Regions from separate parts of the Homo sapiens genome. Here all the other regions are linked to region 7. A link is a loop called in an ENCODE intact Hi-C map of the cell type or tissue named here. Cell type or tissue: mammary epithelial cell. All regions are shown on one strand. Region 1 overlaps ITCH (itchy E3 ubiquitin protein ligase). Region 2 overlaps ITCH (itchy E3 ubiquitin protein ligase). Region 3 overlaps NCOA6 (nuclear receptor coactivator 6). Region 4 has its middle 50 kb from the start of ASIP. Region 5 overlaps ITCH (itchy E3 ubiquitin protein ligase). Region 6 overlaps PIGU (phosphatidylinositol glycan anchor biosynthesis class U). Region 7 has its middle 9.9 kb from the start of AHCY.

The links. A loop is a pair of places that touch in the nucleus more often than their neighbours do. Peaks named below come from ENCODE experiments on the same cell type or tissue, not always from the same donor. Only the 100,000 strongest peaks of a DNase experiment are listed, where the experiment ranks them.
Region 1: a loop joins it to region 7, with 9 times the contacts of the local background. A loop is called at or near these places in 77 of 110 quality-filtered maps.
Region 2: a loop joins it to region 7, with 5 times the contacts of the local background. A loop is called at or near these places in 10 of 110 quality-filtered maps.
Region 3: it touches region 7 in a loop (5-fold over the local background); 56 of 110 quality-filtered maps call a loop at or near these places.
Region 4: it touches region 7 in a loop (4-fold over the local background); 25 of 110 quality-filtered maps call a loop at or near these places.
Region 5: it touches region 7 in a loop (7-fold over the local background); 15 of 110 quality-filtered maps call a loop at or near these places.
Region 6: it touches region 7 in a loop (9-fold over the local background); 4 of 110 quality-filtered maps call a loop at or near these places.

What each region holds. Positions count from the first base shown.
Region 1 is chr20:34,471,004-34,475,003 of GRCh38, reverse strand. It overlaps ITCH (itchy E3 ubiquitin protein ligase), which reads right to left. Exons shown (of 25, transcript NM_031483.7): 16 at 3,489-3,560. It also overlaps the pseudogene FDX1P1. Among named protein-coding and RNA genes, the nearest start is that of MIR644A, 6.7 kb to the right of the region's middle. RefSeq lists an enhancer at 1-916 and a silencer at 1,565-1,654. In mammary epithelial cell, a CTCF peak has its summit at 1,530 (motif pointing right); no DNase peak of the experiment used is centred here.
Region 2 is chr20:34,425,208-34,429,207 of GRCh38, reverse strand. The region is part of intron 7 of ITCH (itchy E3 ubiquitin protein ligase); the gene reads right to left. Among named protein-coding and RNA genes, the nearest start is that of MIR644A, 39 kb to the left of the region's middle. In mammary epithelial cell, no CTCF peak of the experiment used is centred here; no DNase peak of the experiment used is centred here.
Region 3 is chr20:34,767,652-34,771,651 of GRCh38, reverse strand. NCOA6 (nuclear receptor coactivator 6) reads left to right here. Exons shown (of 15, transcript NM_014071.5): 5 at 3,066-3,188. Among named protein-coding and RNA genes, the nearest start is that of NCOA6, 56 kb to the left of the region's middle. In mammary epithelial cell, a CTCF peak has its summit at 1,763 (motif pointing right); no DNase peak of the experiment used is centred here.
Region 4 is chr20:34,189,082-34,193,081 of GRCh38, reverse strand. It overlaps a transcript of ASIP not described here. Among named protein-coding and RNA genes, the nearest start is that of ASIP, 50 kb to the left of the region's middle. In mammary epithelial cell, a CTCF peak has its summit at 2,301 (motif pointing left); a DNase peak (open chromatin) is centred at 2,301.
Region 5 is chr20:34,388,706-34,392,705 of GRCh38, reverse strand. All of the region lies in intron 2 of ITCH (itchy E3 ubiquitin protein ligase), which reads right to left. Among named protein-coding and RNA genes, the nearest start is that of ITCH, 27 kb to the right of the region's middle. In mammary epithelial cell, no CTCF peak of the experiment used is centred here; a DNase peak (open chromatin) is centred at 1,725; H3K27ac peaks cover 2,407 bases.
Region 6 is chr20:34,577,129-34,581,128 of GRCh38, reverse strand. All of the region lies in intron 10 of PIGU (phosphatidylinositol glycan anchor biosynthesis class U), which reads left to right. Among named protein-coding and RNA genes, the nearest start is that of MAP1LC3A, 20 kb to the right of the region's middle. In mammary epithelial cell, a CTCF peak has its summit at 1,847; a DNase peak (open chromatin) is centred at 1,738; H3K27ac peaks cover 843 bases.
Region 7 is chr20:34,311,265-34,315,264 of GRCh38, reverse strand. It overlaps a transcript of AHCY not described here. Among named protein-coding and RNA genes, the nearest start is that of AHCY, 9.9 kb to the right of the region's middle. RefSeq lists an enhancer at 3,069-3,667. In mammary epithelial cell, a CTCF peak has its summit at 2,410 (motif pointing left); DNase peaks (open chromatin) are centred at 604 and 2,374; H3K4me3 peaks cover 195 bases; H3K27ac peaks cover 1,818 bases.

The DNA.
Region 1 (4,000 bases), 160 kb before region 7:
GGAGCGCCTCTGCCCAGCCGCGACCCCGTCTGGGAGGTGAGGAGCATCTCTGCCCAGCCACCCCGTCTGAGAAGTGAGGAGACCCTCTGCCTGGCAACCGCCCCGTCTGAGAAGTGAGGAGCCCCTCCGCCCGGCAGCCGCCCCGTCTGGGAAGTGAGGAGCGTCTCCACCCGGCAGCCACCCTGTCCGGGAGGGAGGTGGGGGGGTCAGCCCCCCCGCCCGGCCAGCCGCCCTGTCCTGGAGGTGCGGGGTGCCTCTGCCCGGCCGCCCCTACTGGGAAGTGAGGAGCCCCTCTGCCAGGCCACCACCCCGTCTGGGAGGTGTACCCAACAGCTCATTGAGAACGGGCCATGATGACAATGGCGGTTTTGTGGAATAGAAAGCGGGGAAGGGTGGGTAAAGGATTGAGAAATCGGATGGTTGCCGTGTCTGTGCAGAAAGAAGTATACATGGGAGACTTTTCATTTTGTTCTGTACTAAGAATAATTCTTCTGCCTTGGGATCCTGTTGATCTGTGACCTTACCCCCAACCCTGTGCTCTCTGAAACATGTGCTGCGTCCACTCATGGTTAAATGGATTAAGGGCGGTGCAAGATGTGCTTTGTTAAACAGATGCTTGAAGACAGCATGCTCGTTAAGAGTCATCACCACTCCCTAATCTCAAGTACCCAGGGACACAAACACTGCGGAAGGCCGCAGGGTCCTCTGCCTAGGAGAACTAGGGACCTTTGTTCACTTGTTTATCTGCTGACCTTCCCTCCACTATTGTCCTATGACCCTGCCAAATCCCCCTCTGCGAGAAACACCCAAGAATGATCAATAAAAGAAAAAAAAAAGAAAGTATGCAATTTTTATTTTGGTTATATTACAAAAATGTCAGTCAGATATTAAAAAATAGTTAATGTGATAGAAAAACCTTACATATTTTTTCTTATGTTTGTTTAGCGACTTTAGCAAAATGTTTTCATATAATCTCATCTGTTTACCTAGAAGATAGGTTAAGGAAATATATTATTATTCCTGTTTGATGTAGGTGAAGGCAGAGATCTAACCTGGCTTGTTTAGGGCCATACCACTAATTGGAAAATCTGTACTAGAACCTGTGTCTTATTACTATAAGCTATTATGTTCAGACTGAAACTGGAGAAATTACGACAATTTATAGCAGTAGTTAAATCTGAATGTGTATGGACAAAAATATTTAATTGCTCAGTAAACTGCTTAACTTCAAAGATAGTTATTAACCTCATAAATATTTCAAAATTTTGATTCTGAAGTCTAAGTCTGAACACAGACATAACACTATCAAAGAAGTTTGATCTCTGTTTTGACTCAACTAGAGGAAAAATGATTGGATGGGTTTATTCTTTTCTAAGCAGAATGGTTTAACTTTGTACTCTTTGAAAAACAATGCTGATTTCTAAATCTCTGCCTATAACAGAATGGAAACCTTATGAATGAATTGTGTTTCTCTGTCCTGAGCTGGAGAAGGGAATGAGCAGGCTGACAGGTCGCACAGCCCCAGGTGGCGCCATTCTCTCATGCAAGGATGGGGCTCCAGGGTGAGCAGCGTGGGCTGCAGTGTGTCAGTCCCAGGAGGGAGGGAGTGGCGAGCACCACAGATTACCACATATGTGTGGAAGACATTTGTATCCTTATCTTTACTATAAATAAATCCATAAAAGTTAAAAAAAAATTCCTTTTAACAAATGTCTAATATGAAGGAAAAAAAATTGTTTTCTCCTGTACTTTCCCCCATAACCAGTTGTGCTGTGTTAACAGAAGAAACACTATCCCAGAGCAATTTTATCCAACAACTATCCAAAGAAAATCTGATGCTAATTTTGCAATTAGTTTTGTTACCTTTAAGCAATCAAATTGTTCTCTTATATTTTTATTAACCAGTTATTTGATGGATGTCAAATCTAGGGTGACAGCTTTAAAAACTGTTTTAGAACCATCTAGTCAGTTATTTTGCAAAAGACTTTAGGTTTCAAAGTCAAAAGATAAAGGAACAGTTTAATCATGTTTTGCATCTTTCCAGGACTGGTAAGAGGTAAGCAAGTTGCTTCAAGAAACTCGTCCAACAGAGTGATAAAAGGGTGGTTATGAACATAAAATTAGAAATGGGCAAGGACTAGGGTGGGGAATGGCCTGTGACACTTACATCAGATCAAGGGGATGACTCATAATTCTCTAAATGGCCTCAGTAAAGCTCCACTTCCCACTAAAAAGTTTTCTGCTCCTACATAGCAGGATGCCAACTGGCTTTTTCCTTTAATGTCAATAACTGACGTTCCATTAGGAAATGAAAAAAACTGATTCTGAAAGCAAGTAGCCAGCTACCACCAACTGTCTCAACCTCTTTTCCCTTTGCATTCAATTCCGTACTTCTTGAAGCTGTAGTTGCTACAATACCACTGGTGCTTGAAAATAATCACTTCCACATCTGGCTATAAAACAAGGACTAACCAGATGTTTTCATTTTAAGACATTTTTTCACTAGTTATTTTAATCTTCTACATAACACAATCATTTTAACATTTAGTTGCAGTAGGTTATTAGTAATATCTGCAAGATAAAGGCGAATAGTAGACTAACTCAAGTTTTTTTTTTTTTTTTTTTTTTTTTAAATTGAGATGGAGTTTTGCTCTTATTGCCCAGGCTGGAATGCAATGGCACGATCTCGGGTCACTGCAACCTCCACCTCCCAGGTTCAGGTGACTCTCCTGAGTAGCTTTACAGGATTACAGGCATCAGCCACCAGGCCCAGCTAATTTTTATATTTTTAATAGAGACAAGGTTTCACCATCTTGGCCAGGCTGGTCTCAAACTCCTGACCTCAGGTGATGTACCCGCCTCAGCCTCCCAAAGTGCTGGGATTACAGGCATGAGCCACCGTGCCCAGCGAGTAAATTAACTCAAGTTCTGAAGACAAGTGAAAAAATCTGCTGACTACTTCTGAAAACTCATATATATCTTTTTTTAGATACTGTCACCAATGACCACTTTTTTTCCTGTTAAGAGTAACATACGCTTATTGTAAAAATCCAAGTAATACTGAAGTGTTAAAACAAGTCTTCCCCTCTCCTTTCTACAATCTGATAATGTTCATATGGGTATTTCCAGACCTTTGGCTACCAAAAACCTATTATCTTACCTATGCATTTATTTCAAATCATACCAGTTTAGAAATGGAAACCTGAAACACACACACACACACACAAACCTATTATCTTACCTATGCATTTATTTCAAATCATACCAGTTTAGAAATGGAAACCTGAAACACACACACACACACACACACACACACACACACACACACACCCCTTAAGCCCTAAGGTGGCTGGCAATGAGATCGCACTTGAAAAATTCAAGGACTTCAACTCAAGAAGTTCCAAACCATTCAGATTAAACTGACAGCACCAAAAGCGGGTCCTAAGCTAGCAGCCAGGGGGGAAATTATTGAGAGAATGAAACAGTACCTGTTGAAAGGAATCCTCAAACAATGTTTTTCTTGTCACTGTAATCTTTATGTGCTGTGGCATGGCCAGTTGCTGAAATAGAAGAATGACTTAAGTCAACTCTCATCATTAAAATAGCCTATCAAAAAAATCAAAAGGGGAAAGTTTTATTTACTTTTATCTTTCCTTACAGAAACAAGTAGACTATGAATATAAATTTATATTCAATAATGTTTACCAATGCATCTGTGAGTATTCATGCTAATTACAGATTAATATATGCAAACAGAAGAACCACAAGATTGATCTCATATGCACACTGCTTACTTAATAATGTGTCAAATAAATCTTTACTTAATCTTATTTTCCAACAGTTAATCCAGATTCTTCTTGCTTCCATGGGTCCAGTTAATTACAAGAGTTTCAAGTGTAAAAATATTCATCACAGTAACTTTGACTAGGGCATTCATTTGATTTAGAACCCATAAAAAATCATTAATTCCAGTAAATATCTATACATAAGAAATAGTTGA
Region 2 (4,000 bases), 110 kb before region 7:
AGCACTTTGGGAGGTCCGAGGTGGGCAGATCACTTGAGGTCAGAAGTTCGAGACCAACCTGGCCAACATGGTGAAACCTCATCTCTACTAAAAATACAAAAAATTAGCTGGGCGTGGTGGTGCATGCCTATAATCCCAGCTACTTGAAAGGCTGAAGCAGGAGAATCACTTGAATCCGGGAGGTGGAGGTTGCAGTGAGCTGAGATCACGCCACTGCACTCCAGCCTGGGCAACAGAACGAGACACGGTCTCAAACAAAAAAGTAAAAAAAGAAAAGCAATTAGCTGCTAATTATGTGCTACTATAACTTTGTTCCCCTATTCCACAATCTTACAAACATCTGCTAATTTCAACATACATATACATCTGACCTATAAATAAGTTCATAAGTTATGGACAGGATAGAGAACCTCAGACAACCAAAATGCTATTATAGTACAATCAGGTCATAAATGTTCAAATCAAAGAGTAACAATCAAGAAGGCACATGTGCTGGGCGTGGTGGCTCATGTCTGTAATCCCAACACTTCGGGAGGCCGAGATAGGGCAAATGCTTCAGGTGAAAAGTTTGAGACCAGCCTGGGCAACAGAGCGAGAGCCTGTCTTTAAAATATAATAATAAACTTAAAAACAAAAAAAAAGAACGCACATCTAACGACAAAATCTTGAAAATCAGGCACCAATAATCTTGGTACTTCATAAAAATAAACAAATAAACAGAAGACAACACTGAGAAACATAAAACATCCAGACATGCTGTGGGGAAAACAGATCAATAAACACATTTATGATACAGACAGTGCTTGAATTAAGATCAAAAGCTAAAATAACCTAAGGCTATTAGTAAACTTCCTAAACGATAACTATGAGGATGGAGGGAAGGATGCGAAGCACCTGTCCACTACATATATACTTCCCTGCCTTTTAGTTTTATAGTCATGAAATCTGCAAACAAAAGCAAAGGAGAAAAGGCAGTCACAGCTATGACTACTACTCATTATTGTGTAGTAACATTTAAACAGCTTTTGACAGTTTACAAAATGCTTTTCAAACCTGTCATCTCAAAGGTGTGTGTGCTCTGGAATAAAAGCTGATGCACAGGAACTTATGCTTAACACAAAAGACATACTCAAAGATTTGTCAGGCAGTCTCAGAAACCCAGAAGACATTGTTCCCCAAATTATTTATGACAATGATTCACTTAGGAAGATAAAAAGCATTGATTAAATAGCATTAAGTAGGGGATCCAGCAATGCCTTTATAATAAATTTAAAGATGTCCAGAGTACAAGTGGTTTGATGAAAATACTGTTAAGAAAGAGACTTGCAGAAAACAAACAAGCAACAACACACTGGCATAACAGAACCTTTTACATACCCACTTATTATACAAAGATACAGGTTTATTGTGTAAAAGAAGAGGTAAATGACCAAAGCAAACTGAAATACTAAAACATTTTATGCGGGAACTTTCAGGAATTCAAGAAATCTTCTACTAAATATAATAATACTAAAAAAAGACAAAAGAGACATAATAGTATTCAGTCTACAGATATTTATGTAATTTTTTAAACCTGTCCTATTGCTTTTCTTTTTTTTTGACACAGGGTCTAACTGTCATCACTCTGAGTACAGTGGCACGATCTCAGCTCACTGATCTCCCCAGCTCAAGTGATCCTCCCACTTTGGGCACCCTCCCCACTCCAACAGCTGGGACTACAGGCACGTGCCACCAGGCCTAACTACCGTTTTTTAATTTTAATTTTTCTGTTTTGTTTTGTTTTCTGTAGAGATGAGGTCTCACTCAATTGCCCAGGCTGGTCTCAAACTCCTAGGCTCAAGTGATCCTCCTGTCTTGGCCTCCCAAAATGCTGGGATTACAGGTGTGAGCTACCATGACCGGCCCCATTGATTTTAATCACAGTAAAGAATAAAAGTATCTGCTATTTTCTAGGCAAGAAGTTACTGCTCCTTAATATTCTACATCTCGTGAGATTAGTATAGATGATTCTTCATCATAAGAATGTGAAAGCAGATACCTATTAGGTAAGACACAACAGCTTTATAAACTTTGATTTTCCTAAAGATCTTGATGAGTTGTCTTTAACTTTTTATTATGAAAACCTTCATATATTGGCCAGGTGCAGTGGCTCATGCCTGTAATCCCAGCACTTTGGAAGGCTGAGGCAGGCAGATCACGAAGTCAGAAGAATGAGACCATAGTGGCCAACATGGTGAAACCCCGTCTCTACTAAAAATACAAAAAATTAGCTGGGCATCGTGGCGGGTGCCTGTAATCCCAGCTACTCGGGAGGCTGAGCCAGGAGAATTGCTTGAACCTGTGAGGTGGAGGTTGTAGAGAGCCAAAATTGTGTCACTGCACTCCAGCCTGGGTGACAGAGTGAGACAACACCTCAAAAAACAAAAAAAAAAACCAAAAAACTTCCATATATCTATCGGCCAGGCATGGCAGCTTATGCCTATAATCCCAGCACTTTGGGAGGCTAAGGCAGGCAGATCACTTGAGATCAGGAGTTCAAGACCAGCCTGGCCAATATGGCAAAACCCCATCTCTTACTAAAAATACAAACAGCCGGGCATGGTGGTGTATGCCTGTCTTGAGTAGTCCCAGCTACACAAGAGGCTAAGGCAAGAGAATCGCTTGAACCCGGGAGATGGAGGTTGCAGTGAGCTGAGATCGCGCCACTGCACTTCAGCCTGGGTGAAAGAGTGAATCTCCATCTAAAAAAACAAAAAAACAAAACAAAAAAAAAACAACCCATAGATGACAAATGCAGATAGACTAATACAATAAACTCCCATGTACCTAACAGCACAGCTTCAACAACCATCAGTATTTTGTTCTACTTTCTTCACCTATCCTCCTCTGCAGCATCTGACACTGTAACATCCCATCTTTGTGGATAATTTTCCCTCACAGTCTGTGACATTACTTTTCTCGTTCTTCTCCCCTTCTGACTACTCCTCCTGTGGTTCATCATCTTCTTCCTACTCACTGCTTATGCAATTTGAGAAAAACAAAGAATCAAATGGAATTTTATAATCACTGCACTCTGTGGTTAAGACATGCCACTCACTACTTTAAAAGCAGAATCATCTCCTTTCCTAATTTTATCTGCTGTTACCGATTTCCAGGATAACCAATAAGCAGTCTAAGTTAATTCACATAGTCCAAGGCTTTCAACACCTTTTAGATGAAGGGGGCCTGCCCCTCCATACCTGTGGGTATTTCTCGTCAGGTGGAGACGAGAGACTGAGAAAAGAAATAAGACACAGACACAAAGTACAGAGAAAGAACAGTGGGCCCAGGAGACCGGCGCTCAACGTGTGAGGACCCACACCAGCGCTGGTCTCTGATTTCCCTTAGTATTTATTGATCACTATTTTTACTATCTTGGCGAGGGGAGTGTGGCAGGGCAACAGGGTGATGGTGGGGAGAAGGTCAGCAGGGAAAAATGTGAGCAAAGGAATCTGTATCATGAATACGTTCAAGGAAAGGTACTATGTCTGGATGTGCACAGAGGCTAGATTTATGTTTCACTTTACACAAACATCTCACTGTAGCAAAGAGTAACAGAGCAGTATTGCTGCCAGCATATCTCACCTCCAGCCACGGGGCGGTTTTCTCCTATCTCAGAATAGAACGAATGGTTGGCTTTACACCCCGACATTCCATTCCCAGGGACGAGCAGGAGATAGAAACCTTCCTCTTATCTCAACTGCAAAGAGGCCTCCCTCTTTCACTACTCCTCCTCAGCACAGACCCTTCACAGGTGTTGGGCTGGAGGATGTAAGGTTTTTCCTTTCCCACGAGGCCATATCTCAGGCTGTCTCAGTGGGGGGAAACCTTGGACAATACCCAGGCTTTCTTGGGCAGAGGTCCCTGCGGCTTTCTGCAGTGCATTGTGTCCGTGGTTAATCGAGAATGGAGAATGGCGATGACTTTTACCAGGCATACTGCCTGCAAACATATTGTTAAC
Region 3 (4,000 bases), 460 kb before region 7:
ATTGAAGGAGAAAAATAGCATGAGATGAGTTTAAAGAGGTAGACAGGGCTAAATATGGGCAGTCCAATATTGGTAGCCACAGACTGTATGTTGCTTTTAGGCACTGAAAATGTGGCTAGTTAAAACTGACGTGCGCTGTAAGTATAAAATACATATTACATTTTGAAGATTTGGTATTCCCCAAAGGAATGTAAAATATCTCAATAATTCTTACATTGGCTGGGCTGAGTGGCTCACACCTGTAATCCCAGCACTTTGGAAGGCTGAGGCCAGGAGGATTGCTTGAGCACAGGAGTTTGAGACCAGCCTGAGCAATATAGTGATACCCTGTCTCTACAAAAAATTTAAAATTTAAAATAAAAAAATTAGCCAGGCATGTTGGCATACTCCTGTAGTCCCACCTACTTGGGAAGCTGATGTGGGAAGGATCACTTAAGCCCAGTTAGGTCAATGCTGCAGTGAACTGTGATCTCACCACTGCACTCCAGCCTGAGCAACAGAGTGAGACCCTGTTTCAAAAAATAATAATAATTTTTACATTAATTACATGTTGAAATAATACATTGAATGTATTAAGTAAAATAAATGATAATTTCATCTGTTTCTTACTGTGGCTTCTAGAAAATTTTAAATTGCATATGTGGCTCATATTATATTTCTGTTGAACAACACTTGGCTAGGTAGATAATTTAAGGCCTTGTATAGGCTAAGAAGTTTGGCCTGGCCTGGCACGGTGGCTCATGCCTGTAATCCCAGCACTTTGGGAGGCCAAGACAGGCGGATTGTCTGAGGTCAGGAATTCGAGACCAGTCTGGCCAACATGGTGAAACCCCGTTTCTACTAAAAATACAAAAATTAGCCGGGCGTGGTGGCAAGCACCTGTAATCCCAGCTACTCGGGAGGCTGAGGTAGGAGAATCGCTTGAACCCGGAGGCAGACGTTACAGTGATCCGAGATCGCGCCATTGCACTGCAGCCCAGGCAACAGTGAGACACTCCGATTCAAAAAAAAAAAAAGAAGTTTGGCCTTTATTTCTAAACTAGTGGGAAGCAATGGAACTGTTTTTAAGGAATGATACGAACTGATGTCCTTTTCCAGAACAATATTCTTTCTACTTAGAATGTCTTAACAAATTTTGTATATTAATAGTTCCCTTCCTTTAATGGAAACCCTCATGACCTGTATTCTGTTTCTCTTTTTACGCCTGACTTCTAGAGGCAAGCTATAGCATCTGGTAGCTCCCAGTGATTGCTTCCTTTTTGGTAGGCTGTTTGTTCCCTGTGACCAGTGAACCTCCCTGGTTAAAATAGACATAGAAAGCTGACCTAGCCAGGCATGGTGGCTCACGCCTGTAATCCCAGCACTTTGGGCGGATCACAAGGTCAAAAGATCGAGACCATCCTGGTAAACATGGTGAAACCCCGTCTCTACTAAAAATACAAAAATTAGCTGCTTGTATTGGCACGTGCCTGTAATCCCAGCTACTCGGGAGGCTGAGGCAGGAGAATCGCTTGAACCTGGGAGGTGGAGATGGCAGTGAGCCGAGATTGCACCACTGCGCTTCAGCCTGGCGACAGAGCGAGACTCCATCTCAAAAAAAAAAAAAAGGAAGGCTGACCTAGATCAGTGACAGAACAGAGGAAACTGCCATACCTCATTAACTTTCTGTTTTACCATCAGACCCTGTGAATCAGAACCCTACAGTTTAGAAGGACTTGGGTGAGTGCAGCCTTTCAGCTCAGCAGCCACAGACTAGCTATATTTTAACTCTCCACAAGGTGGTGCTCTCTTACAATAACAATAGTCAAAATTTTGGATTAAGTGCAAGAAACATTCTGTTGCTTGTTTCAGAGACGTTTTTATCATTGGACCAAGTAAGATTTAAGTTGCCTCTAAGTTTAGAGTCTACTTAATTGGAACACTTCTAGTAACATTACCTATGAGGGTACTGTGAAGCTCAAATAAGGTAAAATTAAAAATCCTATGCAGGCTGGGCACCGTGGCTCACGCCTGTAATCCTAGCACTTTGGGAGGCCGAGGTGGGTGGATCACGTGAGGTCAGGAGTTCGAGACCAGCCTGGCCAACGTGGTGAAACCCCGTCTCTACTAAAAATGCAAAAATTAGCTGGGCGTGGTGGTGGGCGCCTGTAATCCCAGCTACTCGGAAGGCTGAGGTAGGAGAATCCCTTGAACCCAGGAGATGAAGGTTGCAGTGAGCCAAGATCACACCACTGCACTCTAGCCTGAGTGACAGAGCAAGACTCCATCTCAAAAAAAAAAAAAATCCTATACGTAGCCGGACATAGTGATGTGCGCCTGTGGTCCCAGCAACTCAGGAGGCTGAGGCAGCAGGACCCCTTGGGCCCAGGAATTTAAGGTAGTGGTGAGCTATATGACTGTGCCACTGCACTGCAGCCTGGGTGACAAAGTGAGACCCCATCTCAGAAAACAAAAACCTATAAAAGTATTGGTCCTGTCATTAGGTGTCTCAGAAAGTAGATTTGTAGCAACCTATCTCCTCTTCATTGCATGATTTTTTTCCTGCTGGAAATATGTTTATATTGCAGTTATTGAATGGAATTGGTATTTTGTTCACAAGTGTTAGTGTCCCCACACCAGTATAGGTTCTTTCTTCTTTAAACCTACTTATATTTAGTGTCTACCTTCTGATCATAAATTACCAAAAGGAAGTCTAGGATTTTGAGAGTTTTTGAGAACATTTTCTTCCATTACACACACACACACCCCACACACACACACAATTGGTAAGATGGTTGAAAATAAATATTCAGAGTTCCAGGATCTCTGTTGATACTAAGCATCATTCATGGTCACCCTGCTTCCCTATTACAAGTAAGAATTGGTTATATCTCCTTGTGCTTCATGAAACCTGCTTAGATGGGTTGAAGAAAGACCCATCTACATTGAACCCACCATTTTTCTGGTGGTAAACTAACCATAATTCTTCAAAAGCACAGAAAACTAAAGCACTTATATAGCTGTCTATAAACAAAATTTGCATTTTATTCTAATGATTTCCTTTTTATCACTTGACTCATTTTCAGGGGAAGGTGCTATTAACCTGGCTTTGGCTCAGAACCGAAGCCAAGATGTGAGAATGAATGGACCCATGGGAGCTGGAAATTCAGTTAGGATGGAGGCGGGATTTCCTATGGCAAGTGGTCCAGGTAAGACCTCCCACTCAATTGTATGACATTTTACTAGTTTCCTTTTTTGGCTTATTTGATCATTTGAGCCCTGCAAGATAGGTGGGGGTTCATGGCATACTTAACATCTCTATTTGCTGAATCAGGAAAGCTAGACATGAGTCCTTCCCGGAGGCTAGAGGTCACAGCATGAAGCATCTTTGCAATCTTTTGGTCTCGTGCTTAAAGGTTGATGAACACTGAGCCATGCAGCAAACATTTATTGACTTCCTGTTGTGTGACATGACCTGTGCTGTTGGAAATAGAAATAAGTGAGACATTTTCTACCCTCATTATTTTAATAGTACAATGGAGAATGTAGCTTTCCAACTCCCACTTTCTCTGAGGCAGAGAATATCTGTGAATTGAGTTCTTGTGTGCTTATGTGGAATCTGAAGATGTATCTGAGAGAATATGTGTTTTTATGTATTTAGAATTTGAGAGTTATAAATTGCTTCCTTTTCTAGTAATCCTGAAATTTCTTCTTCAGAGATTGAACTCAATATTCTGAGATTGAATCTCAGAATATTAGAATTGAGTTGGCTGTCATTTAAAGCAGAGGAAGCTGTGGAACTCACATAAAGGAAGTGATTTGCCCAGGGTCAAGGAGCGATAAACTAGTATCACAGATCTTCTAACTCCCAGTTCAGTGCTTTTTTCACTGCACTAGTGGCTTTCCAATTTTTTCAGCTTCAGGACCCTTTATTCAAATAAAACAGAAAAGCACAGCTGCTGTGGTTGAAGCAGAGTAAGAACCTGCTTACCCAGTCATTCCCCTCCCACTCTACCAGAGT
Region 4 (4,000 bases), 120 kb after region 7:
TGGTTAATGGGTACAAAAATACAGTTAGATACAAGGAATAAGATCTAGTGTTGGGTAGCACAAAAGGGCAACTATAGTTAACAATAATTTATTACATATTTCAAAATAAAAGCGTAGAGTTGGAGTATTCCTAACACAATGATAAACGCTTGAGGTGATGGATATCCCAATTATCCTGAGTTGATCATTATATATTTTATGCATGTATGAAAATATCACATGCACCTTATAAAATGTGCAACTATTATGTATCCATAAAATTTTTTTAAATGTTTTAAAGCTTGGGGGATCCAAGTTTGCTGCTTACTTCCAATCTGATGCATCACCAATCTGAGGCAGGCCCCAAACTTTGGCAACAAGGTATGAGGTAAGCACCACTTTAGTGCAGGGAGGGTAACCTGGTTGAGAAATTGACTGATTTTCTGTAGTGTCTGCCATTTCTGTTCTTCACAAAAGAATAGACCATTCCTATCTTCCTCCACACTCCCAATCCCAAAGGGTAACCAGGGCTTTTTGTTCTGGAGATCAGGCTTTCTCTCATCTCAGGAAAAAAAAAAAAAGAAGAAGAAAAAAAAGGAAAGGAAAAAGAGAAAGAAACAAAGAAAAGAAATTGAGCTGCGTGTGGTGGCTCATGTCTATAATCTCAGGAGGTTGAGGCAGGAGGAGCACTTGAGCCTAGGAGTGAGCTATGATCACACCACTGCACTCCAGCTTCGGCAAGAGAGCGAGACGCTGTTTCAAAAAAGAAAGAGGCCAGGAGCAGTGGCTCATGCCTGTAATCCCAGCACTTTGGGAGGCCAAGGTGGGTGGATCACCTAAGGTCGGGGGCTTGAGACCAGCCAACATGGAGAAACTCCGTCTCTACTAAAAATACAAAATTACCTGGGCTTGGTGGCTCATGCCTGTAATCCCAGCAACTTGGGAGGCTGAGGCAGAAGAATCACTTGAATCTGGGAGGCAGAGGTTGTGGTGAGCCGAGATCGGGCCATTGCACCATGGGCAACAAGAGCGAAACTCCATCTCCAAAAAAGAAAAAAAAAGAAAGAAATCAGGCCAGGCACAGTGGCTCACGCCTGTAATCCCAACACTCTGGGAGGCCGAGGCAGGTGGATTACCTGAGGTCAGGGATTTGAGACCAGCCTGGCCAACATGGTGAAACCCCGTCTCTATTAAAAATAGAAAAAATTAGCTGGGCATGGTGGTGGGCACCTGTAATCCCAGCTACTCAGGAGGCTGAAGCAGGAGAATCGTTTGAACCTGGGAGGCAGAGGTTGCAGTGAGCTGAGATTGTGCCATTGCTCTCCAGCCTGGATAGCAAGAGTGAAACTCTGTCAAAAAAAAAAAAAAAAAAGAGAGAGAGAGAGGAAGGAAGGAAAGAAAGAGGGAGGGAAGGAAGGGAGGGAAGGAAATAAAGCGAAGAAAGAAATCAACAAGCTTTTGTTTTAAAAAATTAACCCAGTCTTAGAGGCAATAAAACTGTTTTGTCTGAGAGGAGGAAGGATTTGTAGAATTAGAAGAGGGCAGAGGAGAATTTCCTGAGCCTGGCTTTGAGGCATGGTGCTGAGGAGCACTGCAGCCTCCTTTTGTGGCCAGGTCCTGCTCCAGGCCTCCCACAGACCGCTGGGACCAGAGGGCCTTCAATGGGGATGACAGTGTGCTCAGGGAGGTAAGCAAAGGCACTGCTGATCCCGAGCCTCAGCAGAGGTCTTCATGCCATAGAGAAACCTGGAGAAAGGGTCGTAGAATTGTTTTGGGCAAAGAGCGCCAGGGGTGACAGGCACCCTCATCTAAGAGACATCTTCCCCCCAGTATGTGTAAGCTCCTGATAAAGGACCAAGATTGGATTTGCTACTCATTGTTGGATGGAAGCCAAGGGTATTTAATTTAGAAAATTAAAGAAATGTGACATTTCCACCACCTGTATGTCAGGGAACAAAGTAATACCTGTTTAACACCAGGCTCCACACTTTCCTTTAAAGTCTTTTAGGTTTCCTGGCTCAAAGAAGCCTCCAGCTTGATTTGTTGAACTGTGCCTCTCAGGAGCTGAAGGCAGGCAGTGTTCCAGGATATGTGCATATGGGGGTGCATGCTGCTCTGTGAAGGAGCTTTGCACTTGGGCCCCATTCCAGTCCCTCCCTTACCAATTCAATAGGAGCCTGAGTCAATGGTGGACTCAGACAAAGACATTCCCTGAAAAAGAGAGGAAAGGAAGCTGGGCAGAAGTTGCATGCAGGACTGGGATTGCTCAGGATTGGGGCTCCTGAAGCCTTGCTGCGAAACACATCCTCAAGTCTGCACTGCCTCCCGGTGGCCACACCAGAGCTCAGCTCTGCACTTGGTATGGAGAAAAGACTGCATGGGATGTGTGTGTTTCTTCCGGCTGGAGCTCTTTGGAGACTCATCAGAAACCTTGATGAGATACAGAATTCCGAAGGAAGAGGAAGCCTTAGTGAGGAAGGGGGTGAGTTCTGTTTACTCTGAAGTATCTGTGGAATACACTGAAATATAGATATCTAGGAATCTGTCAAAATAAAAATCTAAAGGTCAGGAGAGAGATCTAAACTAGACATGCAGATAGGAGTGTTATTATCATATACGTAGTAATTAAAACCAGGGGAACAGATGAGATCACCCAGGGAAAATGGGAATAGTGACAAGGGCTGAGTTCCAAGGACTACACTCTAGAGTGGGCGGAAAGGTTTGGTGATATCATCTTATGTATTTTTCTGGGGCTTTGGAATTTCTCAACTCATTATCATACTCATTATCTTTCATACTCATTATCTTAATTCTCATCTGGGAGGTTCTATAAAATACCTGGTAAAACGAGGTGTGACTGGGATGATGCCAACACTGCAAGAAATCCAATCTATCGGACAGGCAGGAGGTGGGGCCTGGACACAGTGTCACAAGGGATAGTGATTCCCAATGGTAGGCTTGAAGCCCCAGGTTAGCATCACACGGAATGACTCCTAAGAGCACTTGAAGCTCTTGCCTAGGCTATTGGTGAAGAGCATAGCTGGTCCATGGCGCTGGGTTAGAAAGGCTGTTGCGGGACAGTGGCCAACCTGACAAAAGCTCTGCAGCGGGAGCTTATCTCCAGAAGCAGATGCAGCCTGCCTGCCTCTGCATGTCCTACAGGCAGCAGTCCACCGGACCGAGCTGAGGAATGGTCTTCCCAACTGGGAAGACAGGCATCCTTTCCAGAGACAGAAATATGGCAACCAGAGTACTTGCTCCTTTCTGAGTGACTGGGGTTGGTGGGAGACATGAAGCCTGACCTGGCCCTACAAGGAGGTCTGTAAGGCAGAGGGGTAGAATGCAAGGCAGAGATAAATGCAATGAGGTGACTCCTTTGGTAGAGTCCCCACTTCCTTCAGTTGGTCTCACCTACTCTGAACGTACTTCCTCCCATAGTATTTCAGAGTTTCCCTGTGTTATAATGTGTTATTGTGCACCTATTCACATGCTCCCTTGAGTTCCTCAGGCTGTTCATCCGTGTGGCTTCTCCAGGGTTTGCCTAATACTTAGGGGGAGCAGGGCCAGGTGTGGTGGCTCATGCCTGTAATCCCAGCACTTTGGGTGGCCGAGGTGGGCGGATCACATGAGGTTGGGAGTTTGAGACCAGCCTGACCAACATGGAGAAACCCCGTCTCTACTAAAAATACAAAATTAGCCGGGCGTGGTGGTGCATGCCTATAATCCCAGCTACTCAGGAGGCTGAGGCAGGAGAATCACTTGAACCCGGGAGGTAGAGGTTGCGGTGAGCCGAGATCACGCCACTGCACTCCAGCCTGGGCAACAAGAGCAAAACTCCATCTCAAAAAAAAGAAAACAAACCTTAGGGGGAGCAGTTAAGCTACCCACATGGCCAGAAGTTCTAGGCACCAGACCGTGGCTCTGCTCCTTATTGCTTGAGGTTTTGTTTAACCTCCCTGAACCTCAGTTTTCTCATCTGAAAAATGCCTCACGGTCGTTGTGAGAATTAGAGAATACTCAA
Region 5 (4,000 bases), 77 kb before region 7:
AAAAAATAAAATCAAACTAAATGTACTTGGCACTTACTGTTTGCCAGGCACTATGGAAGAAGTACACAAATACAATAAGGCAAACAAAATGCCTTGAAACTGTAAACGCTGTCTTGAGTTTTTATGCAAATTTAGGTTTCTGTTTAAAAGTTTAAATATAAAACAATTATGATGGCTTCTCAATTCTGCAAAAATGAAATAGAACAATAATTCCTACTGAGATGAACCCTATAAAATCCAACCTACTTCATTCTGTGCTTACATACAAAAATGCTCAAAGCTAAAATTTCGTCTCAACCATAAGGACTAGCTCATTTTCTTGGCATAATACATATATTTTTTTCCTTTACCTTGTTTATTTAAATTACACTATTTCAGATGTTTTATAACCAAAATCTGCTAAAAGAACCCTCTTATTTTAAATATGAAAGGTAAACATCATAAAGTCAATAGAAGTCATCCAGAATACATTCAGAAATGAGATGTAACCTAAAAGCCTTAACACCATATTGCACAAGATATTATTCTGATTCAAATGGCTTGTTATGGACAAGGGTCCTCAAAGACATCATTATCACATTATGTAGTTATTACTTCCTCCTCAATATCCAAAAGCCTGATTGCCATAGAACGACAATATTTAAAAAAGTAAATTAAGGGGCAGTGAGAAAAGTCCAATATCTGGCTGCTGATATTCTGCATGATAAAGGTACTCATCTCCATCAACAGTCGCTCATCTCCACTAATAATTTATTGCAAGAAAATGCCCTAATAGTACAGTATAAATTATTCTAAATATAAATTAACATTAATTACAAAGTTGCAAAAAATTTTAAATCTCTACAAAAATTAAGTATATTTTAAAAACTAAAATTAACTTCATGTAGAAAAGATTAATGAAAGCACAGACTGCAAACATTTTTAAGAACAATGACTCTCCAGATAATTACAGAGAATCATTATGGTAGAATTGTGAGGTGCTCTGCCAAAAACATCCTAGTAATTTCAATAATTTATGTACATATACATACTAGTTTTACATAACTAAAATTCACCAAGCATTTTAAATTCTTGAAAAGAATAAAAATCACTATTTGTATAATATCAAAAAAATTAGAAATAATGTATATTATCAATTGGCATATTCATATATTAAATCACATATTCATACCACAGAACAGATTACTATGCAGGTATCAAAATAAGTAACTTATTAATGACTGAAATTGAGAGATCCCAAGAACATCTTTAAAGCTGCAGAACAACATGCATGAGTTGGGGTGGGGTAGATCACAAAATGATCACCCCATCAGTATGTACAGTATGATATTATTTTTGCAAACTAAAACACTATATATTCCTATGGGTACAAATACTTGTAAATAAACGCAGAAAAAGTATACATTCCATTCAGGAGGAGGGCACCTGTGTACTCAAGTACGTGGTCATAGGGAACTGTAGTTTTGTATGTATTGTTTGAAGTTCTAAAAATAGGACATGTATCACTGTTGACTTGTACAATTTTAAAAACAGCATAAAACAGAGTAGAAAAAAATAGATAATCCACACTTCAAGTCCCATCCTCTCCCCTGAGCGCCAGATTCTTAGTTCTATTATTTACAACTGCATACATGGTTAAAATGATTAAATCTAGGCCGGGCGTGGTGACTCACTCCTGTAATCCCAGCACTCTGGGAGGCCAAGACGGGTGAATCACCTGAGGTCAGGAGTTCAACACCAGCCTGGCCAACACGTTGAAACCCCGTCTGTATTAAAAATACAAAAAATTAGCTGGGCGTGGTGGTGGATGCTTGTAATTCCAGCTACTCGGAAGTCTGAGGCAGGAGAATCGCTTGAACCCGGGAGGCAGTAAGCCAAGATTGCGCCATTGCACTCCAGCCTGGGCAACAGGAGCAAAACTCCATCTCAAAAAAGAAAAAAAAAAGATTAAATCTAGGCTGGGCACAGTGGCTCAAGCCTGTAATCCCAGCACTTTGGGAGGCTAAGGTAGGTGGATCACCTGAGGTCAGGAGTTCGAGACCAGCCTGGCCAACATAGTGAAACCTCGTCTCTACTAAAAATACAAACATTAGCCAGGTATGGTGGTACACGCTTGTAATCCCAGCTACTTGGGAGGCTGAGGCGGGAGGATCGTTGAACCTGGAAGGCTGAGATTGCAGTGAACCAACATCGTGCCATTGCACTCCAGCCTGGGCAATAGAGCTAGACTTCATCTCAAAAAAAAAAAAAAAAAAAAAAAAAGATTATTCTTGTCAATTCTATACCATGTATTACAGAAGACATTATAGCATGGTAATTATGTATGCCAACTGTGAAGTCAGACAGATCTAGATCAACATTCCTGAACTGTTACTCTGTGAACTTGAGCAAATTACTGAATTTCTCTAAGCCACACTTTCTTCATCCATAAATGTAGATAATCTATAATTTATAGTTTCATTTTAAAGACTGACAGAGTATCTGCAGAATTAAAGACAGTTGTAGGAAAACTGCCTGTTGCATGCAAGAGTGATGCCATCTTGAAGTGAAACCATCATGCTAACCAATTTTTTTCTTTTTTTTTTTGAGACAGAGTCTCACTCTGTTGCCCTGGCTGAGTGCAGTGGCACAGTCTTAGCTCACTGCAACCTCCACTTCCCAGGTTCAAGCGACTCTCCTGCCTTAGCCTCCCCAGTAGCTGGGACTACAGGCACCCACAACCACACCTAGCTAATTTTTGTATTTTTAGTAGAGATGGGGTTTCATCATGCTGGCCAGGCTGGTCTCAAACTCCTGACCTCAAATGATCCACCCACCTTGGCCTCCCAAAGTGCCTGGCCCTGACCAATGTTTGATTCCTGCATACCAAGGTGTTCTTCAGCAGAGTCTTTAAACAATGCCTGTAACATAGATAACCCCTTAAAAAGATGCTTATCTAACCTCCCCAGTGGTCATGACTTTGAGTAATAAAGTCTGAAACATGACCACCTGCACATTACCCTAAAGGGATAATGTCCCTAATGGACACTTTCTAGTGGTTGTAGGGATCTACTATCTCATGGCCAACCAAGACATCACTTCTGTTCCTAAGTTTCTACTGAATATGTTTTTCTAAGAAACTGGATTTCTTAGTCTCTTTCCCATTTTCTTACAGTTAATCTTTTTCACCCTCAAGTGTTTCTCTTTTGTAGCATCTAGTCTGCAGTTCCTTTCCCAGGAAGTCAAAATTAGTGACTAAAATCTGCATATTCTTACTGCATTGTTACTCACACAGAGAGCATGGCATCAATTTTTATAATTCTAATTACAGTTGGCTCTTGTCCAACAACTGGTTTGAACTGCACAGATCCACTTATATGCAGCCTTTTTTCAACCACACACAGATTGAGGCCAGGAGCAGTGGCTCACGTCCGTAATCCCAGTACTTTGGAAGGCTGAGCAGGGAGGGTTGCTTGAGCCCAGAAGGTTGAAAGCAGTGTGGGCAACATAGTGAGACTTCATTTCTATTTAATTAAAATTTTTTAAAAAATAATAAAAAATAAAAATAAAAAACACCAATTGAAAATACAGTACTCATGGGATGTGAAACCCAAGTCTATGGGAAGGACTTTTCACATACGCAGGTTCCACAGGGCGTACTTCAGAGCATGCACTGACGTGGTTATATGTGGTGGTCCTAGAAGCAATCCCCACATATACCAAGGGATGATTGTATTTATATTATGGGTCTCTCTTAGATTTTCATTTTAAGTTCTAGGACAGCAAAAGTGCTCTTATCTTCATCTCTTGTTTTCTGTTATAAGGGGACTAAAGTGAAACTTTATGCATTGTGTTTTCACTTGTTGCCTTTGTGTTATCTTCATAGACCTAAGAACAAAAAAACATTCTTTGTAACTTCACATTCATAATTAGAGACTCTTTTGAATAGGCTATTAGTGCTCTCATTTGGAGGAGAAATGTTAGACAGTGGTGAGTGTTTTGGATTGTAATACATACTTTT
Region 6 (4,000 bases), 270 kb before region 7:
AGGGCTTTATGATGATGAAAAAGTCCTCTGTCTGCACAGTTCAATAGGGTAACTAGCCACTTGTGTGCCTGAGAACCTGAATTTTTAATTTAAATTTCAGAAGCCACATGTAGCTAGGCTACCATACTAGACAGCAGAACTCTATGCCCTGGGCTTTGAACCATTCCCCAGCGCTGCACCCAAAGGTTACTAGAAGGCAGAGGGGCAAAGTTAGACTTCCCTGCCCACTGTGACAACCCCTCTAAGCTCTAACCATCCCCTCTTCAGAGGTGGCTTAGTGGTGACCTATCTGTGCTGCCTAGGCCCCCAGTGCTCTTAGCCCTCTATGGTGGGTTCTTTTCATTGTTTGGGGGCTCCGTCAGGGTAGATATCACAACTCATTCACCTTTGTGTCCCCAGCACTCAGGACTGAAGCTGACACATAGAAGACCTTGCAAACATTTGTGGAGCGGGTTTTTAAACCTCCCCAATAAAGAGGCAGTGTCAGTGGCCCAGCACCACCTGATTCTCTAAACGAGGCATGGAAGGGAGCTGTTGAACTTTCCTTGCCTGCTGTGGGTGTCCAGCAAGGTGTCAAGAATGAACTAGGGAGTGCAGGCTTCAGAGGAAGTGAATCTTTGTTGTTGTTTTGGGTGTCAACCAGGAAGTGAAACTGACTAGCTGTGGGAAGCAGCCTACCTATAGGAGTGTGCCTCTGAGTGAAGGTAAACAGTGGTGTGGGCAGCTGAGCCAGGGCTACGCCTGCAGGTGATGGCCTAGTGGGGCTGTGACCCATCTGGCCTGACTGGGAGGAGGAAGCAGTGTCTTCTGTGGTGACATCCTCTCTGCACAGACAAGAGTCACCCAGTCCAGCAGGTTGAGAGTCAGCTTGGGGCCCCTCGGCAGAGTGGCCAGTGACAAACCATGAGACCACCAAAACATGGACATGCCTCAGTTTGTGATAGTGGATTTCAAGAATGTAGAATGGATTTTTGTGGTTGCCCATCCCACACTGGGCACTCTTTCTCTCTCAGTGACTGTCTTTCATCCCATTTGCTGAGCAGTCTGGAGAGTCACTTGACTCCGATTCCTGGCATTGCCATTACGAGCCCCATGTGTTCTTAGGCACATCATTTAACCTTTCTGAGCATCTGATTTTTCCATTAATCAAATAAAGAAAATAACTCATGAGTGTGTTAAGTTTGAGAAAGAATATCTGTAAATAGCACTGCAGTTAGTATCGTGAGTAATAATTATGCAGGGGAGTCTCTCACATAGTTCCGTGATCAGAGCTTCGGGCTTGGTAGCCAGAGTCATCAGAATAAACATATTTTTCAAGACGAATAAACTATTTTATGCCCTCTGGGGTGAGGAGGCACAAAGAAGAAGGATGGGGTTTCCAGAAACCTGAATGATCTAATAGTTGCTTTTGCTGGCTGGCAGGGCACATAGTCTGCAGGTTCAGGTTGTCTGAAGATCCTGCAGAGAACAGTAGCTGTCCACCTTTGCTTCACTGCTCCTGCAGCAGGGAGTACACGTGCTTGGAGAACCTGCTTGGGGCTTGACAACTGTGAATCATTATTAGCTGGGAGCAGCATCAGCCCTGGTCCTTAGGACCTATGAGTGGGATGTATGTGTTGAGACGTGTTTAAGCCTACGTTGAATATATTTAATGTGGCTAGGAATTCCATTTAAACATTAGCTGTCAGCGCTAACATGCATGCTCCCACATTCACCTTTCTGTTTTCCTGTGCAGTGGAGAGGAGAAAAGGAACGTGGCCCCTCCCTGAGTGTAGGTCCCAGACGCTGGACTCTCTGGAGCTTGGATGAGTCATACAGACGCACAATTGTGGTGTTAGGGAACAGCCTGCTGGCAGAACCCATGCCAGCCTGCATGGTACAGCAGAAGGAGCCAGTTACCAAAGGGCTGGATTTGTGTGTGTGTTTGTTTTGTTTTTATTACTATTGTATAGCGATAAAAGAATGTTGATAGATATACATATAAAGAATCATGATAAAATATATTCCCACGTGTTTTGGCACCTCGTTTAAGAAAGGGAATATCACCATGGCCTTTGAAGTCCCCAAATCCCCCCTGTTCCCCTTCTGATTGGACTGGATTTTTCAGGTGAGATTTTCTTTCCGAATGCCTGAGGCTCTGAAGGGAAAGTGGCTTGCCTGAAGTTCCAGTTCATCAATCATGGTGCCAGAGATTGGATAAGCCACCCAGTGAATGTGGTGGGGAACCTGATTCCATCTGGCCTCGCAAGTCTGATGAAGGGTGAAGCCTTTCACCTTGTTAGGCCCTGGTCACCTCTGACGCTTTCTGATGCCTGGAACAAGCTGTCCCGTACCCCAGGTCTCCAGCTCCATCTGCTCTGGCATATATAGCTTTAATCTTCTGGCCTGTCAGCCAGCAAGAGTGAATAGCAGCTCCCCATTCCTGCAGAGGTCACCACAGGCCAGAAGCCAACTGCATGCTGGTGATGGTTCTCTAGCCGCATGGGAATGTATCTTTGCAGCCCTTCGAGATAGCACCCAGAGGCTGCCAGTGAGCTTCTCTCGTCTCTTTGCACTTGGTTTCCTTCCTGTCACCCTGTCTGAAATCTGTGTCCCTGGCTGGAGGCACAGAACAAGAACCACCTGGTCTGGCAGGCTGCAAACATTTTATTTTGGGAATAGTCTGTATTCTTTTCAGCAAAATAATTTCCAGGGGATCAGAAAGAACCACTGAGAAATGTACATAGTGATGTTGGGTTAGAGGAGTGGGAAGCATTTGTTCTCCTTCTTGAGGTAGTAACATGGTTTAATAATAATAGTAATTCTCAGTGAAAACGTCCCTTTGCAAGACTCCTTGTTCCTGGGAGGTCTCAGGAGGCTTGAGTCAGGGTTTTGGCCTCTCATCTTTGAAAACCCAGAATTGAGAAACTTCAGATTAGAAAAGAGGATCTTGCAAGCCCTCCAGGCCAGTGTCCAAATTGTGGGATTTCTTAGACCACTAATGTTTCAATAAACTCGGGTGACAGATTGCCAGCTTTTTATTTTGCTGAAGACATTAAAACAATCAACTACCAGCCATTCTTCCCCATGTTATAAAATGAAGGACTTTTTAATGACAACAACAAAATGATACCTATCATTTCTCAATAAAGAATGAACTGTAACTTGAAAACATTCAGCTTTACAAAGAACTGTGAACTACCGTGTCCTGATTATTCTCCTTTTGACACAGTTGGGTGGCATCTCTGTTGCAGACTGTAAGGGGCTGCAGCTGTAATCCAGTGGTTCGCAGCCTCGACTGCATATTGGAATTACCTGGGAAGCTTTTAAAACCTCATATGGATGCCTGAACCCCACCCTAGAGACTTTGACTAGTCTGAGGGCTCTCCGTGTGATTTCATTTTGTTTTGTTTGTTTGTTTGTTTGTTTGTTTTGAGACAGAGTCTTGCTCTGTTGCTCAGGCTGGAGTGCAGTGGTGCAATCTCGGCTCACTGCAACCTCTGCCTCTCCACTTCCAGCAATTCTCGTGCCTCAGCCTCCTGAGTAGCTGGGATTATAGGCACCCGCCACCATGCCTGGCTAATTTTTGTATTTTTAGTAGAGACGGGTTTTTGCCACGTTGGCCAGGCTGGTTTCGAACTCTTGACCTCAGGTGATCTACCTGCCTCAGCCTCCCAAAGTGCTGGGATTACAGGCGTGAGCCACCATACCCGGCCGTGATTTTGTTTTGTAGCGGGAGTTGAGAATCATCTGTATCATCTAGGCCCCTTGCAATGCATGAGCCCCCAGTATAGCATCTCTACTAAGTTGTACAACTAATATAAATGGCCTAAATGTTTGGGAGTTTCTCCACCCTTTAAGTCTCTCAAAACTGTCACTTGGGAGAAGGGATTTCCTGAAGGTCAGTATCAGAGAAGAGAAGGGAACTTCCATTCATTAAGTGTCTGCTGGGAACCAGGCACAGTGCTAAGTTCTTTTTAAAAAGGTATTCTTTTAATTATTTTAAATGATATTTATTAGT
Region 7 (4,000 bases):
AACATAAGTCTAGTTGCTAGATAATTTTCTCAAGAGAAGCTGGAAATATGGGGCTCCATGCAAACTCCCCCAGTTTTTATATTTATTTATTTATTTGAGACAGAGTCTCGCTCTGTCGCCCAGGCTGGAGTGTAGTAGCATGATCTCTGCTCACTAAAAACTCCACCTCCCAGATACAAGTGATTCTCCTGCCTCAGCCTCCCAAGTAGCTGGGATTACAGGCGCCCGCCACCATGCCTGGCTAATTTTCATATTTTTAGTAGAGATAGGGTTTCGCCATGTTGGCCAGGCTGGTCTTGAACTCCTGACCTCAGGTGATCCTCCTGCCTCGGCCTCCCAAAGCGCTGGGATTACAGGCGTGAGCCTCTGTGCCCAGCTATTTTGTCCCCACTTTCTTACTCTGCCATGACTTTGCAAATGTGATTCCCACACCTGCACAGTTCTCTCTCTACCTGACTCATTTTGAAGACTTTGGTGGACGCCTCTTCCTCTGAGAGGTTTCCACAGCCCCTAGGCCTAGTGAGTCACCCTCTCCCTCCACCTTGGACTCTCTGCTCTGACCTGCCCTGGCATCCATGATCTGTGTCGTGAACATTGGTGAGTCTTTTTTCCCCACTGGCTAGGAAATTCCTTGAGAGCAGGGCCCAGGTCTGAGTCATCTGTGTTGCCTGCCCTGAGTGGGCAGTTAACAATGTTTGTGGGATCAATGGAAGGGAAGAGGAAGGGAGTGGTGTCACAAACAGCTCTCAGATTACTAGCTGAATCTTGGGCTCCAGGTATCTGGCAGTTAAAGCACAGGTCAATGTTATAGGGATGATCTTAGCCGGATGTGGTGGCTCACGCCTGTAACCCCAGCACTTTGGGAGGCCAAGGTGGGAGGATCGCTTAAGCCCAGGAGTTTGAGATCAGTATTGGCAACATAGTGAGACCCTTACTCTACAAAAATTTTTTAAAAAATAAAAAGAGCTGATTTTTGTCTAACCTAACAGAGTGTGTGCAAAGGTGAGGGTCTGAATATGTGTGAGTACTTGAGAATGTGTGAATGTATGTATGAAGTGTATGAGTGTGGATATACATGTGTGTGTGTTTGAGACGGAGTCTCGCTGTGTCGCCCAGGCTGGAGTGCAGTGGTGCGATCTTGGCTCACGGCGACCTCTTCCGCTGGGTTCAAGCTATTCTCCTGCCTCAGCCTTCTAAGTAAGTAGCTGGGTCTACAGGTGTGTACCAGCATGCCCCGCTAATTTTTGTATTTTTAGTAGAGACGGGTTTCACCATGTTGGCCAGGCTGGTCTCGAACTCCTGACCTTCAGTGATCCACCTGCCTTGGCCTCCCAAAGTGCTGGGATTACAGGCATGAGCCACCGCACCTGGCCTTATTTCTGTAGTATGTATGTACATAGGTGCATGAGCATGAGTATTCGTGTGTGATGGTGGGATGTGTGAATGAGTATGTGTTTGAAGGTTTGTATGGATGTATCTGTAGGTGTAAACATGTTCACTGAATGGAACTCCATGGGAGCAGGGACTTTGTCTTGTCCTGTTTTTTTGTCCTTGCCTCTAGCACACTCAAATGAACATGTCTGGCATGGGGGTTGCAGCAGGGAGCATGATTGCAGGAAGGGTAGCCCAGTGGTTACCAGCAGCGACTCTGGAGTCAGACAGCATTGGTGCTTCCTAACTGTGGGCAAATCAACCACTAGGAGCCTCAGTTTTTCCATGTGTTAAATGGGTACCTACCTTATAGGGTAGCATCTATAAAGTAGGGCAACATCTACCTTACAGGGAAGTTCAAAGAGCTTAGAATTGTGTGTGGAGCATTGGATATAATAAATTTGGACTAGTATCATTATCCTGGGTGTCACTGTCAACACCCAGCAGTCCCAACAATGTGGCTTATGCCTGTAGTCCCAGCACTTGGGAGGCCGAGGTGGAAGGATTGCTTGACCCCAGGAGTTTGAGACCAGCCTGAGCAACATAGTGAGACTTTGTCTCAAAAAAAAAAAAAAAAAAAAAAAAAAAAAGCTGGATGTGGTGATGCATGCTTGTAGTCCCAGCTACTGGGGAGGCTGAAGCAGGAGGATTGCTTGAGCTCAGGAGTTTGAGGCTACAGTGATCTCTGATGGTGCCATAGCATTCCGGCCTGAACAAGAGTGACACCCTGGCTCAACAAAACAGAACAGAACAAAAACATCCCGACAAATGCTTCCAAGGGCTAAAGCCCCTTCAAAACAAGTCCAAAGACCACTTACTAGCAACATTCATTGCTCTTCTCTGAACCTCAGTTTCTTCCTATGGGAGGGAGCGATAAGCTGTACTTTGCTTTCTCCCAGGGCAGCTGGGAGGTTATCATCACAGCGCTCCAAATCCTGCCCCTGGAGGGAAGAGTTTGCACTGCAGCAGTCTGAAGCCAAAGCTGGGAGCAGGGTGCCCTCTCCTGGCACAGTGGAGTCAAGGGCGACTCCAGCTGCAGGGCACAGGCTGACCTCGGAGGTCCAGGGGTGCTATCCGCAAAGGAAGGTGGGCAAAATGGAGCCGTCTGGGGAGGGCACCTTACAGCTCCCTACTCTTGCAGCGTGGAGCCCGTGCTCCCTTTCTGTGGACTGAGCTCCTCTGCCTCAGATCTCGCTCCAAGGACGTCTCCCACCCTGCCCCCGCCCCGTCAGACTGGACCAACCCCCCACTCCTCCCCATTACAAGTTCTCAGAGTGTTCCTTTTGCTTTTCTATCATCTGAGAAATGAAGGGCAGGGGCAGAACCCCTGGCTGTGTGACTCCTAAGGTCCCTGGACGAGGCTCTTAGCAAATATTAGGATAAAAGGGGCGTGGAAGCTCAGACAAGGCTGGGAAGTGAACCCAGAGGCCATCCAGCCCCACTGGGGAACGATCCAGCCTCAGCGGGGGACGTCAGAGACCTGGATTAGGGGACTCCCTGGCTCCACCCTGAGGAGAGCCAGGACTGTGGGCTGAAGCCAAGGGGCACCACAGCGTGGGTTCCGGGGCAGACATCTGGGAACATTAATTCATTCCCAAATATTGTGTGCAGTCTGTGTGCCAGGCACTGAGCTGGACCCTGGGGACACAGCAGCTGGCAAAGCCATACAGGTTTCTGTCCCTCCTGGAAGTAATGGGACAGGCACATAATCAGATGATTTCGATATAATGATATAGAACCACACCACCTCACATCCCCCTTTCGGGGTGCCTCTTAAAGCCTGTCGCTTAGAGATGGCCCGCGGCTAGGGAGGGGCGCTCTCTTATATTCTACGAGTCTGGAGGGCTCCCCCAACGGAAGAAACCCGCGGATGGGTGGGCCGGCAGCTCCTGGGACGCCCGACTCACAGCGGAGCCGCGTGGGATGAGAAGGATTGAGGGAGAGAGGGGGGCCCTGTCCCAGGGTCTCTAAGAAGTCCCCCACCTCTGTACTCCCCAGCCCAGCGGTGACTTCGAGGTGGGCCCAGGGGGCCTGGAGGGAGGGGCGTGGATACAGCGGGAAAGGAGAGACCCCTAGCGGGGTGGACAAGAAGGGAGGAACTCCACAGAACTGCTTAATCCGGCTCCATCCCCATCAGCGGGCTTTCTCAGCGCCTGCACCCCTCTCTATCCCATCTCGAAGCCTCCAGTTAATCCAGAGTGAGACGCAGGACCGCCGGGAGGCGAGCGGGGATGCTGAAGCTAGGGCAGGCTAAAGCCCCGCGGCCAAAGGGCAGGCTTGTGCGCCCTCCGCCCCCTCTCCGCCCCCTCTCCGCCCCTCCGCGCCCAGGACCTAATTGTTTGCAAAAGCAAACACGGAAAAGGCAGGTACAAAGGTCGGGAGGAGGGACCGGGACCTGCTTCTGCCTGGGGTTTCGACCTTCCCGCCAGAAGCTCCACTGGGGCCTGGACCTGGAGAAGGGACATCAACAGTTAACGTCCAGGGCAGCTTTCAGCGGCGTGGGCGGGGATCCCCAGGGAAGCACTGTTAGCAGTTTCTTGTACATCCAGCCTGGTATATTTTCTGCATG